2 separate regions of the Mus musculus genome follow, and region 1 is linked to region 2. A link is a contact called in ENCODE POLR2A ChIA-PET data. All regions are on one chromosome and are shown on one strand. The core of a region is the stretch at or near the end of the contact, and the rest is flanking DNA. Distances in the headings are between cores, read along the strand shown. Region 1 holds the start of Txnrd3 (thioredoxin reductase 3). Region 2 holds the start of Tpra1 (transmembrane protein, adipocyte asscociated 1).

Region 1 (5,799 bases), core at 483-2,982, 740 kb after region 2:
GAGCTGCATACTTAAGTTTCATAAAAAAAAAATGTTAAATGAGTGTTGGCTTGGGATTAGAGCAGAACTTCCAACCATTTCTAAGATAGCTCTAAACACTCTTTGTATTTATGCAAAGCAACACTCTCGGTATTGACAATTATAAAATTAAAATATTGATCAATTATGAAAAACAGTGACAATGTTCTACCTTCTATGGTATTGAATTTTCAGCCAAGATTTGTTTTATGTAAAAACAAACAACCCTATCCATCCATCTCATTAGAATGTAAATTTGCTCTCATCTTTAATAAAGGGTGAAATTATAAAGGTACCTAAGATTTTCCTAAAAATTAAATTCATTATGATTTATTACCAGTAAATGTTTGTGAATCTGTTGAATGTACTTTTGAGATCATGTGAAATCATTCAGGTTAAAAAGGGTTGCAAGTGAAAAAGATTTGAGTTTTAGTAGGGTCTTCTAGGGTTCAAGGGTTGGTGATAACAAGTCTGGCTCAAATGTTTGAAGCAGCCCTGGTTGAGCCTGCCCTTCAGACAGGCACCAGATACACTGGCCATGCAGTTTTCCTCAAGGCCTCTGTGGAGTGGGCGTTCCAGACCACAGGTGCTAAGGATAGTCCAGCTAACTGACTAACAGTGGCCACTAATTAGAGTCCGTGCCTCTGCTCATTTACAGGAAGCTGAACTTCAGAAGGGCTGCTTACAGCAATAACTTTAAAACGTGAGCCCAGGGAGAGGGCTCAGTTGATAAAATGTTTGCATACCGCCTGTTCTTATTTGACCTTCTTTCCAAATGGTTCCTGTGTTGGGGATGGCTTGAGAATCCATTGTGCCCTAGTTATTTCCTGTTGCTGTGATAACAACACTAACCAAAAACAACTTAGAGGAAGAAAGGGTTTATTTGGGAAAAGTCCCAAGTCACACTCCATTATTGGGGGAAGTCAGAAAACCCAAGAAGGAGCAGAAGCTGACTGCTGCTCGTGGGCTTGCTCTCGATAGCTCACTCAGCATGCTCTCTTACCACCTAGGACCACCTGCCCAAGGGTGGCACCCCCTCCCCAGTGGGCCTGATGCCACCACATTTATCATTAATCAGAAAATATTCCACAGGCTTGCCTACAGGCCAATCTGAAGGAAGCATTTCCTCAGTTGAGTCTCTTTCCAGGTGACTCTAGTATGCTCCAAGTTGACAAAAACTAAGCAGTACACTGTCACAGTGAATTGCTGAGGGTGTGTGTGGGTTGAGGGGTTGGGGAGGTAGTAACCTAGGAACCTCATATTGAAACTGAATTGCAATAGTAATTTTTATTCAGCTTCAGTAGTGCAAATTAAAAAAGAATCAGTATTTCCTAGACAAGGTTTTTGTCACATTTTCTGAAATAAAGTGGAGACATCTACCCTTCCTGAAAAGCACCTATTTTGAGATTGGTGGAGAATCAGGAGCGGAAGGAACTGTAGAGAGGCCTCTGGGTGTCAAAAACTGTGGTAAAACGATAATGAAAACAGTAATTACAAGAAGAGCAGAGCATACAAGCTTGATTCCGCACCTTTGAAAATGGCAAGTGACTGCCACTGTGCCACTGGGTGGTAGACAGAGTAGTTTGCAGGCTCACCAGGCTGAGCTAAGGGGGCGTAGCTTAGCCCTGTGGAGGCCTGGAGGTGGGGCAAAGTTTTCCCGGGGGCGTGGCCGGTCGGTAGGCGGGCCCTCTCCGTGGGTCGCGCGGTCGGGGGCGTGGCCCCGTAGCTGTCCGGTGCGCCCGCGGCCAGTGCGTAGCGTTCTCAAGTTCTCAGCGGCTTTGCCGGCGTCGTCCCCTAGGCGGCCGCCCGCGTCCCGGTTCCTCAGCAGGCCCGGCTCGGCCCGGAGCGACAACAAAGCCCTGGAGAAGCCACCGTCCCCGCCGCCGCCTCCTCGGGCGCAGACCTCGCCCGGGCTGGGGAAGGTTGGAGTCCTCCCCAACCGCCGCCTGGGTGCTGTCCGTGGCGGCCTCATGTCGTCGCCACCCGGCCGCCGCGCCCGCCTGGCCTCCCCTGGGACCAGCCGCCCGTCTTCTGAGGCCCGCGAGGAGCTGCGGCGCCGCCTGCGGGACCTCATCGAGGGCAACAGGGTGATGATCTTCAGCAAGAGTTACTGTCCACACAGCACGCGGGTAGGCGGGGCCGGCCGTAGCAGAGCTCTGGGGCGTGGCCTGATGGGCAGGGTCTAAGCAATCCCGGTGGGAGGAGGGAAGTGAAGGTGAAGCCAGGACAGGGTGGGCCGGGCGGGGAGGAGCGTCGATAAAGAGGCTGGGTAAGTTTGTGAGCCGGATCTGGGGACTGATCAGAGGTCTGAGCAGTGAGCCGGGCGAACCCCGGGCTCAGTAGTTAGCGCCTGGTGGGCGGGGTCTGAGCAAGGTTGGTGGGTGGGGCGAAGCGGAGGTCTGTGGAGGGTGCTTGATGGGCGTAACCGGAATAGGGTCTGGGCGGGGCTCATTGGGCGGATTGGAACCGTGGAAGGGGGTCCTGGTGGGAGGGGCTAATAGGGAGGGTCTGAGTGGAACTCTGTGGGTGGGACCTAGTGTATGGGGGGTGGGGGGTAAGGGAGGGTTTGGGTGGAACTTAGTGGGCGGGCGGTCCTGCGCTGACATATGGGAGGTGGGCGGGGCCTGAAGGTGGACGGAGTAGGGCTTTTGTAGCACTTTCCCAGGTTTCATTGCCTACCTTCTCTGACTCACTACGGGGTCCCGGGAGGTTGCCATCTAGGGAAACATTTGCTTTCCAGCCTGATAATGGGCTTTAGTTAAAAAAAAAAAAAAAAGAACAACCAAAAAATATTTAAAATTGTTGTCTTATTAAAATAGGATTGCGTGGCTAGCTGAAGCTGGATCTAGATCCCATTTGTTAACTAGCATGTTTGGCTCCTTGACCAGGTTTCAGAACTAGCAGGGAGCTTGTAAGATGAAGGTAGAGGAGGTTTTAAGAACCATGGAAGTCGTGGCTAGTTTAAGCTCTGTTGCACACTCTGTAATTTGGGGCTGGGTGGGCATTCGACATTGTTTTCATATTATGAGATAAAAATATTCTTATTGAAATCTTTGGAAGGAAGATGCAAGATGGGGCTGTTCAATATCTTGATGTTTACTTAACATTATGAGAAAGTTGAAACAATAAAGGCCAGGTGTGTAACTTAGTGGGAGCAAGGCCCTGGCTTCCATTTCTAGCACAATTTAAATGAAAAAAAAAATAGATGCTTGGGCAGAAGGATCATGTATTCAAGGCCAGCCTGGGCTCCTATTAAGAGTGCTACCACAAGAAACGGGATGAAATGGTGCCAGCTCCAGGACCAACGTTCCATCCCCAGAACTCGTATTAAAACAGATGGCATAGTGGAGTGCACTTTACCTCAGTGTAAGACAGTGTAAGTCCAGGCTACACAGCCTGTAAGCGTCAGGCCAGTAAGAGGAGTTACTGGAAAGAAGGTAGACAGACAAATCTTTCGAGAATGATAGCTGAGGTTGACCTCTGGCCTCTGTAGCTGCAAGTGCACCTGCATGCAAAGATACACACAGACACAGTCACACATACATTAAAAATATGCATTCATTTTAAAAACTAATAAAATGTGGATGGCAGCGTGGAGACTACAGGCTGCTTCCTCCCTCCCCCCAGGGTTAGCCACATTCCTTATTCACCTGGGAGAGGTACCTGATGCTGCTCTTCACTAACAGAGCTCTGTTCTTTTGGCCTGCATGGGCCTTATGTGAGTCGACTCACATGTTTTACAGCTGTTTCCTCTGCAGTTTGGCTTGGGGACTCGTGCATGTTAGGACCTGTGGCTCTGTCTCATTACCTCTCACTGCTGTGATGTTCCCTAGGCTAACAATGAACTTGGGGTAATCCTCCTGCCTCGGTCTCCCAAGTGTGGGGATTATAGCATGAGCCACTACAACTGGCTTAATATTTTGATCTTAAAAGCAATATGGGTAGATACCTTTCTTTGGACACATCTGGGAGCACACCCTGGCCAACTTACCTAATTGCTTTTGAGCCATATGTGATCTTTGCCAAAAGCCCAGAAGCGATGGGCGTCTTTCATTGATTCATGGAGTCATCCCAGCGGCAGGGCGTTTTCAAGTATACTGATTTGGCCTCTGGTGGTGAGTGTGTCCCTGTTCTTGCTTTCCAGCCTTGCTGACAGCTGCTGTGTTCCACTTTTTCAGTTCTGCTAGGTAATGCTCTTCCGTTGAAATTTTCATCTCCCTAATGAAGCCTACGTGTTATGACTGCCTTGAGGAGTTTTCTTTTGTGAACCATTAAGACCACTTTCTTCTTGTTTTTCTTTTGTTGTGCTGATTTGTAGGTTTTCTTTACTTATTATAAATACTAATCCTTTGGTTACATGTTGGGAAATCTCGCAGAGTCTCGTGACTGGGTCTTGTGGTAACTGAGGCTTGTGAGTGTCCCGCTCCACTTTCCTTTCACAGTGTGTGGGTCTCAAGTCTTATTTAGGACCCCTGCTTTGGTCTTTGCAGCCATAAACACATTCTCCTGACTGGACTCCTGCAAGTTTTGTAGTGTGACTTCTACTGAGAGTGGCTGTTGGTGGAGTCCATCTTTTCTATCGATTGTATCTTCATATGTACTGGTCTCTTTCTTGGTGTGTGTGCTGGTTTATAGTAGGGAGCAAAACATTGCTTGAGGTAGGGTCTCTTACCAGTCCAAGCTGGCCTTGAACTCTCCAGCCTTTCCTGCTTCTGTTTGAATGATAGGTCTTCCAGCTCATTGCTAGGTATGTCCTAGAATCCCATCTTTTAGTAACCAATCACTGGCTGATTTTGTGGCAGTTTGTTCATGGGGCTATTAAATGCATCACCCACAATCCATTGTGGTTTTCACATATGGTCCCTACAGAATCAAGAAGAAAGATTTATTCCTCCATGAAGTGGTTATGCTGTTTAACAAGCATTAGTTATTGGGTTCTTAGCGTTGTAGAGCCATGAACATGGATGGATCTGGCCCTCAGGAACTCAGAATAGCTGAGCTGTCACCAGCCAGCTCTCACATACATTAAAAAGAGTTTTGACAAATAAGGGCTGTAGTAATGAGGGATAAAACAGTAGTTATTTAGACAATCTGCACAGGCCCAGGGAAGGTCAGGTGGGCTTCTGAGATAAAGAGGAGGTCTGCTTGTGCGGGAAGGTACATGACATAGTGATTGATGTAAGCAAAGAAAGGAGAGGGCAAAAGGAAGTGTGGCTCAATAGAAGGAGTAATGAAGGAAACCGGGGTGGGGTTCCCTGGAAATGGCTGGAATTTAACTTCAAAAGTTTGTAAGTGTCTCACGATGTTTTACTGTAAGTGTGGACTTAAGAACATGGTAAAGAAAATGTAACCCCCGACCTGCAAGGATCTGACCTGGTACACAAAACCTAGTGTGCCACTGGGACAGATGGATTCACATGCGAGTTGTAGTTAAAGCATATGTGCAGGACAGCTCGAAGTAAACTAGGGCAAATGCCTTGATATATATTTAAACACATTTGTCATATCAATAGAGCAGAAGCAGTGACATTAGGTGTAGGGAGTGGAGGAAGCCCTGCATAGGTGAACTCCTGAGGGAATGTTTGCTTTTGACATGGGTAACAGCCATGTCAAGAGCTTCAAAGCCTGAAACCTTTGGGAAAGTGGCAAAGCCTCCCCTCCTGGTCAAAGCACTAAAGTCGATAATGTGCACATAAAATGTCTATCAGAGCTCCCCTCTCCTAACCCCTTTTCTACAGCCTTGAAGACTGCTCCCCTCCAGAGATGCTTCTACCAAGATTA
Region 2 (5,979 bases), core at 825-3,324:
GAGCCACATTCTGTGAAGAGTCCAAGTAGCCTGGGCCTTGCTAGACCTGGTGACAACGGAGAGGGGTAGAGTCACCACAGGCCTGGAAGGACCCTGCAGGTGGGTAATCCCTTTACTGTAATGGGATAGAAAGAGGTGTGGTTTGTAATTTTGAAAGATCAGAACAGCGAGTGAGATTGACATAGGGAGGGTCCCAGTGTCCCAAACATGCTTTAGGTTCCCAAGATGGGCACAGCTGTCCATACCCTGCACTGGTGCAAGCCAGGAACACTACCTGACCGATCCCCATTCATGTGACTTCCTGGATGCCACACTGTCCTGTATGCAGAGGCCACAGTGATGGAGGAGCAACTGCCTCTGCTGCCAGAGGGAAAGAGGCATTCGATGACCTCCATCACTCAGCAAATGCCGTAAAAATCTCCCAGACATCACACATGGAGCCCCGAATTCCAGAGGGTCAAGTGCAGAGTGACATACTGTTACTGTTCTTCTGAGACATAGCCCTGGCTAGCCTCAAACTTGAGACGATAGTTCTTTATTTTTATTTTTATTTATTTATTTATTTATTTATTTATTTCAGAGACAGGGTTTCTCTGTGTAGCCCTGGCTGTCCTGGAACTCACTCTGTAGACCAGGCTGGCCTCGAACTCAGAAATTCGCCTGCCTCTGCCTCCCAAGTGCTGGGATTAAAGGTGTGTGAGACAATATTTCTGTCTCAGCCTCAAGAGCACTGGGATTACAAACATATCATCCCACCACACCCCGTTTGCTTAGTCCCTAGGCCCTTGTGATTGACAGTGGGGTTTGGGGACAGGTGCTGGAGAAAAGGCTTAGTGGTTATGAGCATGGTTAGAAGCCCTGAGTTCAATTCCTGTGGCCTTTTTGACACCTGGAGGTCAAGGAGGGCCTAGGACATGTATTTTGCTATTATTCCTAAACAGGGCACTGTATTCTCTTGGCAGGAAGTTGGGAGCTCTTGATGGTTTTCAGGGTGGCTGTTACAGACCTTGTAGGCGCAGGCAGGCACAGCCAGCTTCTGTGACTAAGACCAAAATGGACAAATGGGACTAACCTGGAAGTCTCAGGGATGCTAAGTCTCGGACCAATCACAAAGAGGCCCAGAGTCATTCCAGCCCCTGTGTGACCAGGACGGGGCAGTCCTGGGATCCTATAATAAACAGGTGCCTACATCTTTAACCAGCACTGAGGCACCTCTAAGGTGTTGCTGAGACACACTGCCCCCCCCCCCAATGCCTGAGGAAGGGGTAGGCAAGTCAATACCTACTCTTGAGGGAGAGCCCAGGAAGCTCTCTGTGAAGAGAGAATGTGAGAAGACAGGCCCGAGGTTGCATGCAGAGAAGCCCAAGGGCAGCCACAAGTTTGAAAATACATGGCCTATAGGGCAGATCCTGTGGCCGGCCAAAGGTGCACAGGTAAGCAGATGACCTGAGATGAGGCCTCCAAGTTGCCCTGGGGGTGTCCCACAGGGAGGGAAGGCGACAGACAGGAAAGACTGTCCCTCTGGAAGGCACCTGCTTAAGCAAGAGATCTGGTCTGGCCACTTCCTAGCTGGATGGCTTTGGACTTATTCCCTTAACCCCTTCAGGTTTCTTCTGCAAAACGCCACTAATAGCACCCAGCCTTCAGGGTGACTGAGACCAGGACTGGAGCCCTGTAAACGCCAGATCCCTTTGAAGTGGGCAAGCACAGGGCGTCCGAGGAAGGGATGCCCTTCCTTCCCTCCTTCCTAGTCCAGGTGACCAGAGGTCAGTATTTATGGGGCGCCGGTCCCTTAGGCGCCATCCTCAAAGACATAGGGCGACCCGGTCGGAGGACTGGAGCTGTCCGCAGAAAGATGCGGGGCAAAGGCACAGCGTGCTCAGTACGCTTCCCGAAACGCTTTAGGGGTAAGCTGTGCAGAAAAAAAATTCTCCCCTTTGAAGTTTCCGTCACCCACACTTTGCTTTGCTTCGACTGCAGTCCCTTTAAGAGCTCCGCGGGCCGCCTCGCCCATCTGAGGAATTTTATTGGTCTGTTCCACTCCTGTGGGTGGAATCCCGTTACGATAGGCTGCTGGAGGCCGAGGGGGCGGGGATGAGTGCCACAAACAGGGGTTGTGACTGTTTTCACAGTTTTGCTTAGACGAAAAACACTAGCCAAGGCGCCTGAGAGTCGCCGCTGCCAGGGGAGGACCGGGGAAGTCCGCGGGTCCCGTGAGTCCTGCGCGCTGGCGGCGTCCGGCCACCTCTGACCGATCCACGTAGCATCTCAGCTGCGGTTCTTGCGCGACGCTCCCCGGTTCTCGCTACCTCGCAGGGGTCGGAGTCCCGCGGCCTGCGCAGCCCTGCTCTCAGGTAAGCGCGGCCGAGTCCTCATCTCCTGCTCCGCCAAGCTAGCGAGGAGGCCCTGCCCCTGCTCCTTCTTCGGGTTCGGGCCTACCGTCTCCTTCTGTCCCCGTGCCACTTGGGGTACAGCCGCAAGACAACCTTTGAGAAGTTTCTGGGGACCCTAGCGGTCAGGACCGGATCCTGGATGGAGCTGGACACCCGCCGCTCCGGGTGCAGCCAGAGCTCAGCGGCAGCCGGAAAGACCAGCCCATGCTCTGCCTCTGCCTTCCTGGCCTTGCGGAAGGAAGGGCAACTCCACTTAGCTCCGTAGCGAGGAGGGGGTGGTGGGGTCTGGGGTCCAGACACCCCCAATCCTTGTCCAGCCTGGTTGCATTGTGCTGGAAATGTGTGCGCGTCATAGCATTTTTTTGAGATCTTACCTGTTCTAGAGGGTTGGGTCACAAGACCTAGGACAGACAAGACACACAAGCATGTAAATACACCTGCTGCCGATGGAGTCCCAGTTCTATAAACAGCACACCAAAGAACTGGGTGGTGGTGGAGGAATCGGGAGGTGGAGGCAGGGGGGAAATCAGAAGTTCAAGACCTGCCTTGGCTTTTTGCAGAGTTGGAGGCTAGCCTGGGCCCAATGAGACCCTATCTTTAAAAACAATCATTGAAAGAACAACAGCCAGGTGGGCTAGATAAAGTCCACTTAGAGGGGGAGGTAATGAGTCAAATGATGGGATCAAGCTGCGGGTAAGCAAACACAAAGGCCCCTGAGGTAGGGGAGATATAAGTTGGTGGCTAAAGAAGGGCAAGAAGGATTGTCAGGAGGCAGAGGGCAGGTCACCTGGACCATCCCTTCTTCCTGTTGTCCACAGTGGCCTCTTAGGACACAATCTCTCCTCTATCACTGAGGCTGACAGATTCAGAGAGGCATGGAACTTAGCCTCTATCCTCTGGGGATTTCCTATGCTGCTCTGCAGCTAGATTTAGAGGCTTAGCAGCCTAGGAGGGAAGGGAGAGAACTTTGGGGGGCTGCTTGCACTGCTACCTTCTACTGGGTAGGAATCCCATAAAAGAACTCAGAAGGTTTGGGCAATCCCATTGCACAGATGGGAAAGACAAGCTCTCTCAACCTCTCCCAGGGCAGGGAGAGAAGGCCCTTGGGGAGGTGTCTGGGGTGTCCGAACAGGTCCCACCTAGGCCCAACAAGCTAGCCACAGAGGGTAGGAGGAAGGCGAGGCTTGAGTCGTGGGCAGGAGCCTGGCCTCTGGAGAATGCGCTGAGGTCAGAGCTGCCCTTTCAGGTTCACGGGTGGAAGAAACCTTACCTCAGTTCCCCCGGTCTCCAGAGGCCTGGGCTCCTCCATGATGCTCTGTTGCTCCTTCAAGATGTCATAGCTCTTCTTTGTCCCAGTCTGCCCCCTCTCCTTCCTCTTTTCCCTGGTGGGCCAGCTCCTTTCACTTCTCTATCATTGCATGTGCCCAAGGCCAGAAGATCTGGGGGAGAAGCCCTGGGCCCTAGGATAGAGGGTGGGGTCTGTGGATCCCCTGGGCCATGCCTGCTCCTCCTTTGATTGGGGTCCTGATGGTGCTTGTCCAGTGTACCTAGGAAGGAAGCACAGGGCATGGAGGCTGTGCACTGGAAGAGTGTCTAATGTGTTTGTTACCATTACTTCAGTTATTTCAGTAGCACAGTCATGGCAGTGCAGTGAACTTGACCTCCTCCCAGCCCCAGTACTGCTGGAGTAGGGGTATTTCAGGTTGGGAGTTTGTCCACTTGCTCAGGTAGAAAGGAGTACCTTGAGCTATTGCTAGGTGTAGAAGTGGCTATGATGTTGGGCTCTGGAGGGGACAGCTGAACTATGGGTCGCCACATCTGTGAACATTGTGACTCCTAGGGATGGGTTCCCAATCCTACAGGGAAGTGTCACAGGTGGCAGCTCACACCTCACCCTGTGTTCATTCCTTCAACCTGTTGCCTGTGTTCTCGTTCTCTCTCTCATGTATGTGAGTGTTCTGTCTGCATGTTCACCTGCATGTCCGAAGAGAGCATCAGATCTTATAACAGATGGTTGTGAGACACTTGTGGTTTCTGGGAATTGAACTCAGGACCTCTGGAAAGGCAGCCAGTGCTCTTAACCGCTGAGCCATCATCTCTCCAGCCCTTTGGTAGACATTTTCACAGCTCGCCTTTTTTGACTGTCATAGAATCTTGCTGTGATTGTCCCTGTGACTCTCAGAAGGGAAGTGACTCACTCATCAAAGGTCACAGCAAGCAGGAGGCAGGGCCAGGAATGCCATCCTAGCCTGGCTTGCCAATTCCATAACCTACAGGAGATGGGAACCAGGCCTGGGGACACAAGCCTGTTGCCACCCTAGCTATTAGGAAGCTGGGACAGGAGAATCACAGGTTCAAGGCTGGGCAACATGGGCAGCCTAGGGAGACCCTGTCTCAAAAGTGATGACGCAAGTCTCACTGCTCATTGTCCAGTGCTTGCCTAGCATAGATCCAGTGTCCAGCAATGCAAGACAAGTAAACATCTGATCTATTTGGAAAATTGAGAAGTCAGACTCAAACACCCTGGTAGTGAAGGGGACCTGGCCGTCTCATGACTGGGAAGGATGGGTGTCGTATGTGGCAGAGTCCGGGGTTACTAGGAGTCCAGTGTTTCTCTCTGCATCCACCTTGTGACTTTGCTCTTTGTGAGCTTTCTCTCCAAGGCCCCAGCCCAGAGTCACACTTGGCCTGCTGACCTCAGCAGGGTGCTGGGACTTTCTGGTTGGCTGGATTTGAAAATGCTCGCATTTCCTGACATTTGTGCTGTATGGAGCTAATCCCATCTAAGTCTGTGGACAGAGCCGAAGTTCGGAGTGCCCCCGGGGAAAGTGTGCCCATTGGCTGCCTGGCCCTATCCCACCTTCTCCATCCTGCTGCTGTCTCTCCTTCCTGTCTCACCTAGACCTGTCCATTCTCTGCAGTGGCCTAAGGGACCCCACCCACAGTGGCTTGGGGTCTTTGGAAAGAGCCTTTTCAGTACCGAGAATGAAATCATGTTATAGGTGTGCCACCCCATCTGACCCAGTCTTACCAACTGTTTTCTCTTTCCAGCCGCCCTGGCCTAGTCTTTTTTGTCTTTGGCCAAGTCTGTTTCTACCTCAGAACTTTTGTATTTGCCATTCTCTCTGAGGAATGTTCTTTATCCAGAGTTTTCCAAGGCTGACTCCCCAGTCATGCGTCCTCTTGACAGAACACCAACCCAAATCAACCTTCCTATGTTCCCTGGAATTCAGCCTTAACTGGGACACAAGGCCATGGTAACTAGATAGAGGACTGCACTGTTTCGTTTGGCTGTGGAAGCAGCCTTGGGCATTCATGGAGAGACCTACTTCTATCTCATGGTCTAACATGGCTGCTCTTGTTCCTATCGGCACATCAGTATTCCGGCTGACAGGAAGGAAGAAGGGCACGACCTGAAGCTGGCGAGTTGCACTCTGTTGGTGTCCTTGTGGCCAGTCCCTCCTTCAGGGGAAGCTGGAGAAAGCAGACTGAAATCCCGGGTTCTGCTGGTAAGACGTGTGGGTCCTGGAGACTTGTCTGCGCTCTGTTCCCGTCATAGTGAACCACTCCACTGTCTTCTCAGCCC

Evidence for each region. ChIA-PET counts read pairs that join two places held with the same protein, here RNA polymerase II (POLR2A).
Region 1: POLR2A ChIA-PET joins it to region 2 with 12 read pairs in embryonic stem cell. The contact joins the promoter of Txnrd3 here to the promoter of Tpra1 in region 2. POLR2A ChIA-PET finds 5 or more read pairs at or near these places in 3 of 5 experiments (Patski and embryonic stem cell).

Annotation. Positions count from the first base shown.
Region 1 is chr6:89,642,256-89,648,054 of GRCm38, forward strand. Txnrd3 (thioredoxin reductase 3) reads left to right here and starts at 1,733. Exons shown (of 16, transcript NM_001178058.1): 1 at 1,733-2,147. The coding sequence starts at 1,878.
Region 2 is chr6:88,900,177-88,906,155 of GRCm38, forward strand. It overlaps Tpra1 (transmembrane protein, adipocyte asscociated 1), which reads left to right and starts at 2,075. Exons shown (of 12, transcript NM_011906.2): 1 at 2,075-2,354; 2 at 5,773-5,902.